2 separate regions of the Homo sapiens genome follow, and region 2 is linked to region 1. Evidence: chromatin contacts called from ENCODE Hi-C or POLR2A ChIA-PET data. All regions are on one chromosome and are shown on one strand. The core of a region is the stretch at or near the end of the contact, and the rest is flanking DNA. Distances in the headings are between cores, read along the strand shown. Region 1 overlaps VMP1 (vacuole membrane protein 1). Region 2 overlaps VMP1 (vacuole membrane protein 1).

Region 1 (7,218 bases), core at 1,616-4,115:
CTACCCTCAAACTGTTTGTCATATCTAATTTTTCATTCCTTTTTCTTTTTTCTCTGCCTTCTTTTGGACTGAGGATTTTTTTGTTTTGTTTTGTTTTGTTTTGTTTTTTGGTGTTTTTTTTTTTTTTTTTTTTGGTATTGAATTTATTTGCTTGTTTGTTCTACTTCTTTTAAAATTTTTAGTGGTATAGCTAGGTGTAGTGATGCATGCCTGTGGTCCCAGCTACTCGGGAGGCTGAGGTAGAATCTCATGAGCCTGGGCAGTCAAGACTCCACTGAGCTGTGATCACACTACTGCCCTCCAGCCTGGGCAACAGGGTAGGACCCTTTCTCAAAAAAAAAAAAGAAAAAAAAAATTAGTGGTTGTCCTAAGGTTTGCAATATGCTCCATTAACTTACAGGGTGAACAATGAAGTATTGTTTTCTCATTTTGTATAAAATATAACAACCTTATAATAGTGTTCTTCATTTCCTCCTCCCATAATTTATAATTTATGCTTTAGTTGTCATACATTTTACTTCTTGTATATTTTACTTCCTCATATGTCGTAAATCCACAGTACTGTTTTGAAATATATTTTTTTGAAATATATTTTCCCTAGCTCCCAGATTCACAGGTATTTTTTTCTTTGACATTTTAAAGAAGTAATTCTGATGTCCTGTGGTTTGCATTATTTCTGATGAAAAGTCTGACCTATTTTTCCCTGTAGATGTTTTATTTTTATCTACTCTATTGTTTTTAAGACTTTTCCTCTTGTCATTGAATTATAGCAATTTCATTATGACATGATTGTGATGATTTTTAGCAGTTTGATTATGTTTTATTTTCTATTTTCTTTTTTCTTTTTTTGAGATGGCATCTTGCTCTGACGTCAGGCTGGAGTGCAGTGGCGCAATCTCGGCTCACTGCAATCTCCGCCTCCCGGATTCAAGCCATTCCCCTGCCTCAGCCTCCCGAGTAGCTGGGATTACAGGTGCGCACCACCATACCCAGCTAATTTTTGTATTTTTAGTAGGGATGGGGTTTCACCATGTTAGCCAGGATGGTCTCAATCTCCTGACCTCATGATCCACCCACCTTGGCCTCCCAAAGCGCTGGGATTACAGGCGTGAGCCACCATGCCCGGCCTATATGTTTTCTTTTCTTTTCTTTTTTGTGCTGGCATGCAGTGTTGAGATCTCAGCTCACCGCACCCTCTGCCTCCTGGGTTCAAGCGATTCTCCTGCCCCAGCCTCCCCAGTAGCTGGGATTATAGGCACTTGCCACCATGCCCGGCTAATTTTTTGTATTTTTAGTAGAGACAGGTTTCACCATGTTGGCCAGGCTAGTCTCGAACTCCTGACCTCATGATCCACCCACCTTGGCCTCCCAAAGTGCTGGGATTACAGGCGTGAGCCACCGCACCCAGCCCATGTGTTTTATTTTCTTTGTGTCGATCCTGACTGGATTTGTTCAGTTTCTTAAGTCTGTGGATTGATACTTTTCATCAAATCTGGGTCTGTTTCTATTGAGCAATATTTCTTTTGGTTATGAGTTATAATTTGCTGCTTCGCATATCTAGTAATATTATATTGAGTGCTAGTAATTTTTAATTGAATGCTAGATATGTAGTATTAAATTGTTGATTGTATGGATTTTGTCTTCCACTATAGAACATTGATGTGGGGGGAGGGTGAAGGGGACAATTAAGTTACCTGTGGATCAGCTTGATCTTTTTAAGACTTGTTTTAAACCCTGTTAGGGTCAGACTAGAGTAGCTTTCACCTTAGGACCAGAAGGAAAGGTCGTACCTACCCAGGCATGACCTTTCTGGGTTGAATGCTGAGTCTCTCTACTCTAGCTGGTTGATCACAAATGTTTCCCAGGCCTGTGTGAACTCTGGGAATTGGTCAGTTTACAAATCCCCAGTAATTATTCTTTTCCCAGTAGTTCTTGTAGTTCTTTGCCTGGACTTGTGGTCTCACCTTAGCATGCAATGCAGCTTTGTGTGCCAGAGTCTGAAGGGGACCCCTGTGCAGATTTCTAGAGTTCCTTCTCTGTGTAGCTTTCTCTTTTCTGGTATACTGCCTCATAAATTCTGACTGCCTCAGCCTTCTTGAATCCTGAACTCGTGAACCCCAATCTCATTCTCAACTCGGCAGGAGCAACATGCTTTGTTTGGGCTCTTGCTCTTTTGACCATGGAATTTTTGGCAGGCATGGAATGTGTCTACAGACAAGAAGCCAGAGTCAATGTATGGTTTCTTCATTTTTATCCCTTCTCTTAGTAATCAAAGCCCTGTACTGCCTGTAGTACAATGTCTAAAAAGAATTGTCCCATATATTTTGTCCAGTTTTCTAATTGTTTGCTATAGAAATGAAAGTCTAGTATCCGTTACTTCATCCGCCGTGAGACAGAAAACCTTCAGCCATAGACCAGGATCCCTAACCCATGCTCCCACAAGAGTTGGAACCTGCTGCTCAGTAAATATATAAATTTTATATCCTGTGGCAGGTTTTATCCAGTTAGGCTTTTCAATTAATACTATAGCTGTTTGGGTCTTTACCCTCTTGTTTCTTTGTTTAGTATGGTTAAAAATGTGACTCATATTTGCTACATTGTAGTGAGACTTGTAGTTTTTAGAAAATATACTTTAAAAGTAGTTTGAATTATGTGTAACTTTTAAAACTTTTAATCAAAAATTTTTTTATTTGAATTTTTCATATAAACATATTTTTTCATTCAAATCGGTTATATTTAAAAACCATTAAGCTAAAATGTTGAATAGAACTTGTGAGGTTTCCTATCACTTAATATAGTTTAAACTATGAACAAAGGACAAGAAACTGAGTTGTTAATGTTCATTTTGTCTGGGAACCACCACATCTGCCTCAAAGGCTGAGTAATCATGACTTACTAGTGTGGTTATGGAAAATATATGTCAGTTTAGTTGAGTGAATGAACAGACTTCTTTAGAAGAAAGAATTCTCAAATCAGAGACTTGAAAAAACATTCTCAAATCAGATTGTTGAAAATTTCCCTTTTCAGAATAACTAAAAATGAAAACTATAAAGAACTTTTATTTTATTGGATAATGTGTTTAATCTGTTAGGATACATTTTTTATATTTCTGGAATGCAAATATAGCTTTTTCTTTCCTATCTATCCCAGAAATCTCATTATTTTAGCTCCCAGAGCAATTTATTTTTGTTCACTTGAAATTCATTTCTAACTTTAGCTGTAGACTACCTGTAGCCAAAGAGGACAGTAACATGGGGACAGCATGGACAAACTCTTAAATTTTCTTCTTTTTCACTTATTGGCATTCATATGTCTCTTTTGTGTTTTCTAATAGTAAAGGTGGAAGTTACAGCTGATTTCTTCTTTTTTTTTTAATTATGTCTGATAGCTATAATTGTATGAGGAGAAATGTTTCACAAACTATGCAGTTATTCTGAATATCACAAACTTTGGGGTTTTTTTGTAGTATCACAAAATAATTCTTTTTTCCCCCAAGTGTGAAATCTCTTGTGTGCACCTGGCATTTAAAGAAATGATTGTAGATTTCATGGTTAATCATAAGTTTTCAAAAACCTAAGTAGTCAAAGTATTTTCAAAATCTTATATAATTATTTTAATACTTTAATATTTCTGCATTTCCAAGAATTAAAAGTCCCCAAAAAGAGGAACAAAGGCTAAAACTTCACATCGATTTTTTTGATCCAGAAAAAACTAATAATTAACTGATTCAGTTCCAAGGATTTCATTTTTTAGGTATTATTTTAACAGAAAATGCCGATTCTATTTAGAGATAAATATCACATATGTGTGAACAACTTTGTATATTAACATCAAACAAAATTTTATTATCTTGATAGTAGAATGTCTTAGTTTTATTTTTATCACTAGATTTTATGTACTTTGAACCACAGATTCTTTCATCAAGTGATCTTAAAATACTTTCTTATACACAGAGCCCACTTACTTTTCTGTGGGACTGTCTCATTTATGAAAAATCATTGGAGAAATCTTTAATAGAAACCTTCAGATTCAGAAATACTTGCACAATATAATTAGTAATAAAATCTCGTGTATATATATGTAAATAATTTTATTCTACAAATAAAGTATTTATCTTCATAATAGCTGATGGCTGCTAGTTACTGTATGCTAGAGGACATCTATCAACCTATGCTTAAGGGACCCAGGAATTTATATTTTAACCAACTCCCTAGTATGCAGACACCTCATCTTGTGCTTTTAGGAACCATTGTGTAAAACTCATTGATACTGGTTTCACAGTTACATTTTTGCTTTATGATCTCACTGGGAAAGGTTACATGAGGTGGTAGATCACCAGCTGTTTTTAAGTAAGGACGTAAAGTGATATTCTCAAATTGTGCCTAAAAGAACAGTGGCTCAGGAAGTTTTTTTTAATAAAAGGAATTATCTAACAAATGAGAAATATAGATAAATAAAATAAAAGTCAAGCAAGGAATTAGATCAGTGGTTGCCGGGGACTAGGACTTGAGGGAGGGAATTGGCCACAGAGGAACACAAGGGATTTTTTTTTATAAGGGATGGGGCCTTGTTCCGTTGTCCAGACTGGAGTGCAGTGGCACAATCATAGCCCACTACAGCCTCCAACACCTGGGCTCAAGCAATGCCTCCTACCTCCTGAGTAGCTGGGACTACAGGCACATGCCACAATGCATGGCTAATTTTTTAAATTTTTGTAGAGATGAGGTCTTGCTTTGTAGCCCAGGCTGGTCTTGAACTCCTGGCTTCAAGCAGTCATCCTGGCTCAGCCGCCCAAAGTGGTGGGAATACAGGCATGAGCTGCTGTGCCTGGCCAAGGGATCATTTTTGCAGTAATGGAAATGTTCTGTATCTTGATTGGTGTGGTTATATGGCTGAATATGTTCGTCAAAGCTAATTGAAATGTAGACCTCAAATAAGTGACTCATTATGTGTAAATTTTACCTCAATAAATCTGATTTTTTTTTAAGTCAACCAGGAAGAGATTCTGGGAAGGATTATTTTCTTCATATTACTAACTGCATCTTGAAATTATTTAGAATTATTTTTGTTCTTTGAAAGCTAAGATTTTTCTTACACAGTAATTAATATATTTTTAAAATAATGTGTATTGATAATTTTTTAATAGTTCTTATCAGAAGTTTCTTGTATTTGTTTTATAGGGTCCACATATAGCCTCAGTTACATTAGCTGCTTATGAATGCAATTCAGTTAATTTTCCCGAACCACCCTATCCTGATCAGATTATTTGTCCAGATGAAGAGGGCACTGAAGGAACCATTTCTTTGTGGAGTATCATCTCAAAAGTTAGGATTGAAGCCTGCATGTGGGTAAGATATGCATTTTCATATTTGTTTAAAACTAACCTCACCATCTTGATAGTGTGTGTACCTTATTGAAATGGAATCTAAACATATTCCTTGTCAGTAAATGATTCAGTCAGTAACCAGCTACCTACTTCCAAGGCAAAAGAAACCTTTTAGAGCATCTCCTATTCATGAATGGCATTGAGAAGAAAGGCATGAACCATATGTATCACAAAGCAACTGAGGCCAAGTAGACTCCAGCAGGGCAAGGGAGTACAGATGATGGAACCACAGTTGAGCCTTGAACCATGTGTGGGTTAGGGGTGCCAACCCCCTGTGCAGTAGGAAATCCACATATAACTTTTGACTCCCCAAAAACTTAACTGCTAATAGCCTACTGTTGAACGGAAGCCTTAATGATAAATAGTAGATTAACACATATTTTGTATGTGTTAATACAGTATTGTATACCATATTACAAAGAAAATTATAAGGGAAAGGAAATATATTTATTATTAATTAAGTGGAAACGGATCATCATTTCCACTCCATTTTCATGTTGAAGAGGCTGAGGCTGAGGAGGAGGCGGAGGGAAAGAAGGGGTTGGTCTTGCTGTCTTAGGGGTGGCACAGGCAAAGGAGGTGGAGGAGGTAGATGGGGAGCCATGAGAGGCACACCCATTATCACTTGTACTGGCACAGTTCAAATCCATGTTGTTCAAGGGTCAACTGTATACTACATTATAAAATTTGTTCTAGTATTTCTATACCTGATAAACTTTTAGAATTTATCTAAGAGTTATATAAAATATATATAAATATTAGATTGGTAATATATAGTTATATATAAATATTAGATTGGTAAATGTCATATGTCTTACTTTTTTTAATTTAAAATTTTACTTTTATTTATTTGGCAAATAAAAATTGTGTGTGTGTATATGTATGTATGCATTTATTTATTTATATATTTATTTACTGAGACAGGGCCTTGCTCTGTTGCCCAGGCTGGAGTGCAATGGCGCCATCTCGGCTCATTGCAGCTTCAACCTCCTGGGCTCAAGTGATCCTCCCGTATGTCTTACTTTTAGATTAAAATACTGTGCTCTGGCTGGGCCTGGTGGCCATCCCTGTAATCTCAGCACTTTGGGCGGCCAAGGCAGGCAGATCACTTGAGGCCAGGAGTTCGAGATCAGCCTGGTCAACATGGTGAAACCCTGCCTCTACTAAAAATACACAGATTAGCCGGGCGTGGTGGCGCATACCTGTCATCTCAGCTACTGGGGATGCTGAGGCATGAGAATTGCTTGAACCCAGGAAGTAGGGGTTGCAGTGAACCGAGACCCGCCACCGCTCTCCAGCCTGGGCTACAGAGCGAGACTACATCTCAACAACAACAAGAAAATATTATGTTCTTAGAGAACTCATTTCATTTTCTGAGTTATTATAATGCTAACTAAAGTAAGGTCAGACATTTCTTAATATAAACCAAGCCTTATTATAGTGAACGTATCAGGCTGTATGATCGTATATGGCAATTTTACTTTCAGTTGTTCCAGTTATTCTTTTTGTGGTTTGCTTAAGTTTATTTTACAAAATTCTTTGGACAGCATGTTAAGTGGCAGATGGATTCTAATCCACACAATTTTTTTTGTGTGCCTAAATTTTTTTTTTTGCTTTTTTTTTGAGACAGTCTTGCTCTGTCGCCCGGGCTAAAGTGTGGTAGCGCAATCTCGGCTCACTGCAACCTCTGTCTCCCAGGTTCAAGCAATTCTCCTGCCTCAGCCTCCCCAGTAGCTGGGATTACAGGCACCCGCCACCACGCTCGGCTGATTTTTTTGTATTTTTAGTAGAGACGGGATTTCTCCATGTTGGGCAGGCTGGTCTCGAACTCC
Region 2 (7,218 bases), core at 2,694-5,193, 83 kb after region 1:
GGAAAGCAAATACGAATTGTACTATTTGTACCAAATCTTTGGGATTCATTGGCAAATAATTTCAGTGTGGTGTATTATTAAATAGAAAAAAAAAATTTTGTTTCCTAGGTTGAAGGTCTAATTGATACGTTTGACTTATGATGACCATTTATGCACTTTCAAATGAATTTGCTTTCAAAATAAATGAAGAGCAGCTGTCCTTCTTTCCTCTTTTAAGTGTTCAGCTGTGGCATGCTCAGAGGTTCCTGCTGGATTCCAGCTGGAGCGGTGTGATACCCTTCTTTTTCAGCTGTTCGTGCCTTCCTTTCTTGTATCCACCAAAGTGGAGACAAATACATGATCTCAAAGATACACAGTACCTACTTAATTCCAGCTGATGGGAGACCAAAGAATTTGCAAGTGGATGGTTTGGTATCACTGTAAATAAAAAGAGGGCCTGGGAATTCTTGCGATTCCATCTCTACTTTGTATAAGTCTCATTTTGTGCCTTACACATCTGCAGTATTTATCATGTTCCAACTTGGTGACTGTCAGGCAGTGCAATACATCAGCAGTTTATCACCGAAGAGCTGAGGAATACCTCCCTTAAAACAGACAATGTCGGCCGGGCGCGGTGGCTCACACCTGTAATCCCAGCACTTTGGGAGGCCAAGGCGGGCAGATCACCTGAGGTCAGGAGTTTGAGACCAGCCTGGCCAACATGGCGAAACCCCATCTCTACTAAAAATATAAAAAATTAGCCGGGCGTGGTGGTGCACGCCTGTAATCCCAGCTATTCAGGAGGCTGAGGCAGGAGAATCCCTTGAACGCAGGAAGCAGAGTTTGCAGTGAGCCGAGATGGCGCCACTGCACTCCAGCCTGGGTGACAGAGCAAGACAAAAAAAATAACAGATGATGTCATATGAAAATGTGCAATGTCCAGTTTTCCCATAGTTTTCTGTATTCTCTGTGTGCATAATCTGGAGTATGAGTCTGGGAAGAAAAAGGTTTTTAGTTTCATTTGGATAGTGGCCACCTCTCCATTCCCTACGAATGCTAGAATGAAGTTACTTTTTTTTTTTTTTTTTTTTTTTTTGAGACAGAGTCTTGCTCCGTCGCCCAGGCTAGAGTGCAATGGTACAATCTCGGCTCACTGCCACTTCCGCCTCCCAGGTTCAAGCGATTGTCCTGCCTCAGCCTCTGGAGTAGTTGGGATTCCAGGCGCCCACCACCACACCAGGCTAGTTTTTGTATTTTTAGTAGAGACGGGGTTTGGCCATGTTGGTCAGGCTGGTCTCGAACTCCTGACCTGAGGTGATCCACCTGCCTCGGTCTCCCAAAGTTCTGGGTTCACAGACGTGAGCCACCATGCCCACGTAGAATGAAGTTTCTTAAATACACTAGTTAATTATTGAAACATATGCAGTATTGAGTGCTCCTACACAAACACGCTCAGCCTCTGCCCCCAGTGTGCTCTGTGCTATCCACAGCCTTAGTAGAACATGAGGCTTTTTGTCATTTCACCAGTCATTCAATAATGACTCATTTGAGTATGGATCATGCACTAGCTAAATAACCAGTTGCGCTCATGTACCCTGAAGCAAATTGTTTAGCCTGACCCATGTGTAAGAAGATCACAGAGATTCCCAACCTTTCAGTGTCAAAAAGCCTTTCCATATATATTACTTTAAAACCCATTTTCCCCCATGTGTAATAGTCTATGTTAATGACGGTTCGGGTTTCTTCTACATTGTTTGTGACCTGAGAAAGTTTAAAAGAGCCTCAGTTTCTTTCATCTATAAAAATAAAAGAGATAGAAGGACAGTTTACCTAAGGAATAAATCTGGTAACATGTAAAGTACTGAAATAGGCTGGGTGCAGTGGCTCATGCTTATAATCCTAATACTTTGGGAGGCCAAGGCAGGAGGATCCCTTTTAGGCCAAGAGTTCAATAAATAGGGCCGGGCATGGTGGCTCACGCCTGTAATCCCAGCACTTTGGGAGGCCAAGGTGGGCAGATCACCTGAGTTCGAGACCAGCCTAACCAACATGGCGAAATCACATCTCTACTAAAAATACAAAAATGTAGCAGGCACGGTGGCACATGCCTGTAATCCCAGCTACTCGGGAGGCTGAGGCAGGAATCGCTTGAACCCAGGAGGCAGAGGTTGCAGTGAGCCGAGATCTTGCCATTGCACTCCAGCCTGGGCAACAAGAGTGAAACTCCGTCTCAAAACAAACAAACAAAAAAGAGTTCAGTAAAAGTACAGCAATAAAAGTTATCCACCTCCACCACCCCAGCTTTTTTTTTTTTTTTTTTTTTTTTTTGAGAGTGAGGTTTTACTGTGTCACCCAGGCTGGAGTGTGGTGGCACAGTCATGGCTCTTTACAGCCTTGACCTCCCAGGCTCAAGAAATTCTCCTACCTCAGCCTCCCTGGCAAGGACCAGCATGAACCACCATACCTGGGTAATTTTTTAATTTTTTGTAAAGACAGGGTCTCAATATTTTGCCCAGGCCAGTCTTGAATTCCCAGGCTCGAGCGATCCTGCCGTGGCCTCCCAAAGTGCTGGGATGACAGGTGTGAGCCACCATGCTGGGCATTCCCAATGAAAGACTGAGGCCAGGCACAGTGGCTCACGCCTGTCATCCCAGCCTTTTGGGAGGCCAAGACAGGATCACTTGAGGTCAGGAGTTCAAGACCAGCCTGGCCAGCATGGTGAAACCCTATCTCTACTAAAAATACAAAAATTAGCCAGGCGTGGTGGCGTATGCCTGTAATCTCAGCTACTCGGGAAACAGGCAGGAGAGTCACTTGAACCCGGAAGGCAGACGTTGCAGTGACCTGAGATCGTGCCACTGCACTCCAGCCTGGGCAACAGAGCAAGACACCATCTCGCAAAAAAAAAAAAAAAAAAAAAAAAAAAGTGAGCATCTGATACACATGCAAGAATTTCACAACATTGCATTCACTCCTCCAGAAACAAAGATATATTTTAAAATGCTTTCTTAGCATATGTGCTCTGGTTTTCTAGCAGATACTCTGTCAAACTTTTGATAAGTGAAAAATTTACCGAAGAATTTAAAACCAAAAACAGTTTTTTAACTTTCCCACCTGAAAATATTGACCATTTTCTAATTTATTTTCATTATAAAGAATATTGGTTATCATGGTTGCTCATGCCTGTAATTCTAGCACTTTGGTAGGCCAAGGCAGGCAAATCACTCCTGAGCCCAGGAGTTCGAGACCAGCCTGGACAACATAATGAGACCTCCCTACAAAATATTTAAAAGTTAGCCAAGTGTGACAGTATGTGCCTATAGTCCCAGGCTGAGGTGGATCACCTCATTAGTGAGCCGTGATTGTGTCACTGCACTCCAGCCTGAGTGACACAGACCCTGCCTCAAAAAATATATATATAAATACTAAAACATCTGGAAGGAAAGAGGAGAAAAGGGAGTATCAGCTTTTAATACTTGTTACAAGGTCAGTCTAGAAAATACAGTGAGATTTGCTGGGTAAATAGGTTTTGAACCATGAAAAAATTGATGGCATGCAAGATCTTCCTCAATAGACCTAAGAGTCTCATTTCTATTAAAAAATACAAACAACTGCTTCATTTTATTCATAAATAATTTTTTGAGGTGCTACAAAAAATTAAAACTAAGCAGGAGTTTAAAGTTTTTGAAAAGCCAAGTAACATTTTATCTCTAACATTTATTGAATCCTCTCCAGTATTTACACAACGTAAATGAGATACTACACACAAAACCCTTGTGTCTGAAGGTAAATTTATTTATTCTCAAAGACAACAAGAAGAGAAAGCACATCATGTATTTTAAACTTTAGAAGCAACTGAGTCATTAGTGTCTGGTGGACAGGAGCTAGGGATCCTATCCCTTCCCAACAAGGCCAAGAGTTCACCTGAGGTAATGCATTTGCCTTGGGGGCGAGGCCTTGAATTGCAGCAAATAACCTGTGTGTATTTGCATATTTAACCAGTACTCTTAAGAAGGATTATACAAAAACCTGTTCCAGACAGCTGCTTACTCATTGCCTTTAAAATTGCGTGGTGCTGGGATTGGCAGGTGCCAACTGTTTGCTCATTCTCTTTGACCCACTAGCCTTGCAGTTTGCTGTGTGGGTGTTGATACTCCTAAATTAAAGCAGGGAAGGGGTGGTTTTAGATGGCTTTTAACACCTGCTCTCCACCCAAGCACCCTGGATTCATTTGATATCTGGATTCTAATTCTGTAGTCAGGAGACTGGCCCAAACTGTGGCCCAGAGAGAAGTGAGTCAGTTGCAAGTGGCTAGCTGACTCTATGGGAACAGAAATAAAATGCAGCTTAGAGAGTTTGTCAGCCAAATCCACAAATGTGTGGCTTTTTGAAACATTGGACATCTGTTCCTCTTAATTTAAAATAAACTTTTTTTTTTTTTTTTTTTAAGCACAAAGTTGCTTGGCTCCTTGTTTCTTTGTGTCAGCAGCAGTTGCTGCTCTAATTTAGGAACCCTAGGATCTGATTTAGGACATTTGGAATCTTTAAGGCACATTCGATCTAGAAAGTGGAACTGAATTGCTTTGGGAAGGCAAGAGGATGATTTTACAGTATAGGGTTTGTGTGGAAATCCCCTTCAGCAGTAATCAACCCAGGTGTCCAACCTGTTTGTTAACCATTTCCAAATGACTCAGAGGACCTAGAGGGAGGGCTTGAACACACTCCAGCACTGTTTCTACAATTTAGCCTTTATTTGCATTGGAAACCACATTCCTGAATTCTTGAGGGGGCAGGCTCTGGCTTATTCTGGGCAACTGACTTCAAGTGGGACCCCTGAGCTACCTATGTAAGCAAAGAGTCAGCCATCTCTGGAGAGTTACCAGGGAGGAGGATCTTTCTGTGAACTTGCTTTGATGACCTCCACCCAAAGCCCTTTGAGGAACAGTTTTGTTTATTCAAGGAGCCCTTGGCAGGTCACTCCTCCCCTACCACAAATCTAATCCAAATGCGACATTTTCCTTTGAGGCCATCTATCCCTTTTGGGGGACAAAACACATCAGCTTTTCCCTTCAGACCACTTTTGACTGAAGCAGTGATCAACATTGCTTAATTGTGTTCCAGTCTGTTTCCAGCGGGGAAAAAATGCTTTAGGGGAGTGAGGCAGTTAGGGATTTGAAAACAGGGATGGTGCCGCCTGAAGGTGGGGAATGACTTAGATCACTGTCTTCCTTTGGCTCCTCACCATGTTGTGTGGAGGAAACGAAAAGCAGCTCAAGTTCACTCCTCTTGGCAGTAGTGCAGAAGCCTGGCTTGCCACGGCCCTGGAGAACCATGTTTTTCCCAACTTTTTTTTTTTTCTTTTGAGACGGAGTTTCACTCTTGTTGCCGAGGCTGGAGTGCAGTGGCGCAATCTCGGCTCACTGCAGCCTCCGCCTTCCAGGTTCAAAGCGATTCTCCTGCCTCAGCCTCTCAAGTAGCTGGGATTACAGGTGCATGCCACCACACTCGGCTAATTTTTTGTATTTTTTTCAGTAGATACGGGGTTTCATCATGTTGGCCAGGCTGGTCTCGAACTCCTAACCTCAGGTGATCCACCCGCCTCGGCCTCCCAAAGTGCTGGGATTACAAGCATGAACCACCATGCCCAGCCTTTTTTTTTTTTTTTTTTTTTTTTAATACAGAACACAAATTTGAGTGTCATTCTTGTGCAGGGGCCATGCTAATCTTCTGTATATTGTTCCAATTTTGGTGTATGTGCTGCCAAAGCAAGCACCCAGCTTCTTTTCATTAGTTAAGAAGATGAAGGCCAAGACTAAGGCAGGGAGGCCTTTCTCTGCCTTTCACTCTTTAGTGCACCTCACAGTCAGTTGCACTTGAGTAAGGACTGCTAAACCTCTCTGAGAGCTGCCAGATGTTCCTGCCTAGCCTCAGGTTGTTGGTTCTTCAGACACCTCTTCATTCTGCCCATTGCACCAGCCCTTTCCCATCTCCATGTTCCCTCCATGGTAATTTCTTTGTACACAACAACCACACGGAGCACCAGCAATCAAGATTAGCTCCCGGGAACTCTGGCGTGCCCTGTACCAGGAAGCACAGTGGATTACTACAACTTTTGATAATGATTGTTTGCTTTGTACCAGGCATTATTTTCAGGGCTGTTTCACATGTGTTGTACTTAACAACCCCATGAGGAAATTAAGGCAGGGTGGTTCAGTAATTTGTCAAGGGAAACAAGGAAGTAGAGCAGGCAGCAGAGGCGTTCTGGCTCTGAACTACTCTGTTCTGTAGAAATCAGTGCAAAAGTCCAAGCTTCAGCATACTTGTTTCATCTTGTGATCACAGGTAGTTTTTTTTGTTTTTTTTTTGTTGTTGTTGTTGTTGTTTATTTGTTTGTTTTGAGATGGAGTCTCGCTGTCGCCCAGGCTGGAGTGCAGTGGGGCGATCTCCGCTCACTGCAGGCTCCGCCTCCCGGGTTCAAGCCATTCTCCTGCCTCAGCCTCCCGAGTAGCTGGGACTACAGGCGCCCGCCACCTCGCCCAGCTAATTTTTTGTATTTTTAGTAGAGACGGGGTTTCACCGTGTTAGCCAGGATGGTCTCAATCGCCTGACCTCGTGATCCGCCCGCCTCGGCCTCCCAAAGTGCTGAGATTACAGGTGTGAGCCACCGCGCCCGGCCCTGATCACAGGTAGTTGATGGAGAAAGGAAGATAACAGAAAATCAAGGCCACAACCTCAAATTTTGCTATTTAAATAGATAAGCAGACTTTACTCTTCCCTGTATCACAGGGTTGGAAAAGCAAGCTCCATTCTTAGCCATCCATGTGGGCAGATTCCCAGAGTGGTGTTTGCTATAATTATGATTTAAAAGCAAGGTTTTTTGTTTGTTTGTTTTAAGGAGATGGGGTCTCCCATGTTACCCAGGCCGAACTCCAACTCCTGGGCTCAAGTCATCCTCCCGCCTCAGCCTCCCGAGTAGCTGGGACTACAGGCACTCACCACCACACTTGGGTAAAAGTAATTTCTATTTCTACAGCCTTTTTTTATTTTTCAAAGTATTTTAATGTCTTGAGTTTGGGTTTTGTTTTGAGACAGGGTTTCACTCTGTTGCCCAAGCTGAAGTACAGTGGCGCAATCACAGCCACAGCTGACTGCAACCTCCACCTCCCAGGCTCAAGCAATCCTCCCGCCACAGCCGCCCCACTCCCCACCAGTAGCTGGGACTACAGAGCTGCACCACCA

The links. Hi-C counts contacts between places; a loop is a spot of excess contacts on that map. ChIA-PET counts read pairs that join two places held with the same protein, here RNA polymerase II (POLR2A). Pooled maps may share reads with other maps.
Region 2: a loop to region 1 is called in a pooled map, with 3 times the contacts of the local background. The contact joins two enhancer-like sites. A Hi-C loop is called at or near these places in 116 of 168 maps with a recorded cell type or tissue (A673, B cell, CD14-positive monocyte and 67 more), 37 of 37 single-sample maps with no recorded cell type and 48 of 50 pooled maps. POLR2A ChIA-PET finds 5 or more read pairs at or near these places in 48 of 52 experiments (A549, A673, AG04449 and 34 more).

What each region holds. Positions count from the first base shown.
Region 1 is chr17:59,759,791-59,767,008 of GRCh38, forward strand. It overlaps VMP1 (vacuole membrane protein 1), which reads left to right. Exons shown (of 12, transcript NM_030938.5): 6 at 5,181-5,348. Among named protein-coding and RNA genes, the nearest start is that of VMP1, 56 kb to the left of the region's middle. Within about 2 kb of position 2,866, at least 7 of the 41 ENCODE cell types and tissues checked have a DNase peak (open chromatin) inside an H3K27ac peak, as active enhancers do; they include GM12878, HCT116, IMR-90 and 4 more, where a contact is called at or near this core.
Region 2 is chr17:59,841,793-59,849,010 of GRCh38, forward strand. It overlaps VMP1 (vacuole membrane protein 1), which reads left to right. Exons shown (of 12, transcript NM_030938.5): 12 at 1-463. It also overlaps the pseudogene RNU6-450P. Among named protein-coding and RNA genes, the nearest start is that of MIR21, 4.1 kb to the left of the region's middle. RefSeq lists silencers at 535-729, 5,774-5,873 and an enhancer at 4,747-5,735. Within about 2 kb of position 3,944, at least 36 of the 41 ENCODE cell types and tissues checked have a DNase peak (open chromatin) inside an H3K27ac peak, as active enhancers do; they include GM12878, HCT116, IMR-90 and 4 more, where a contact is called at or near this core.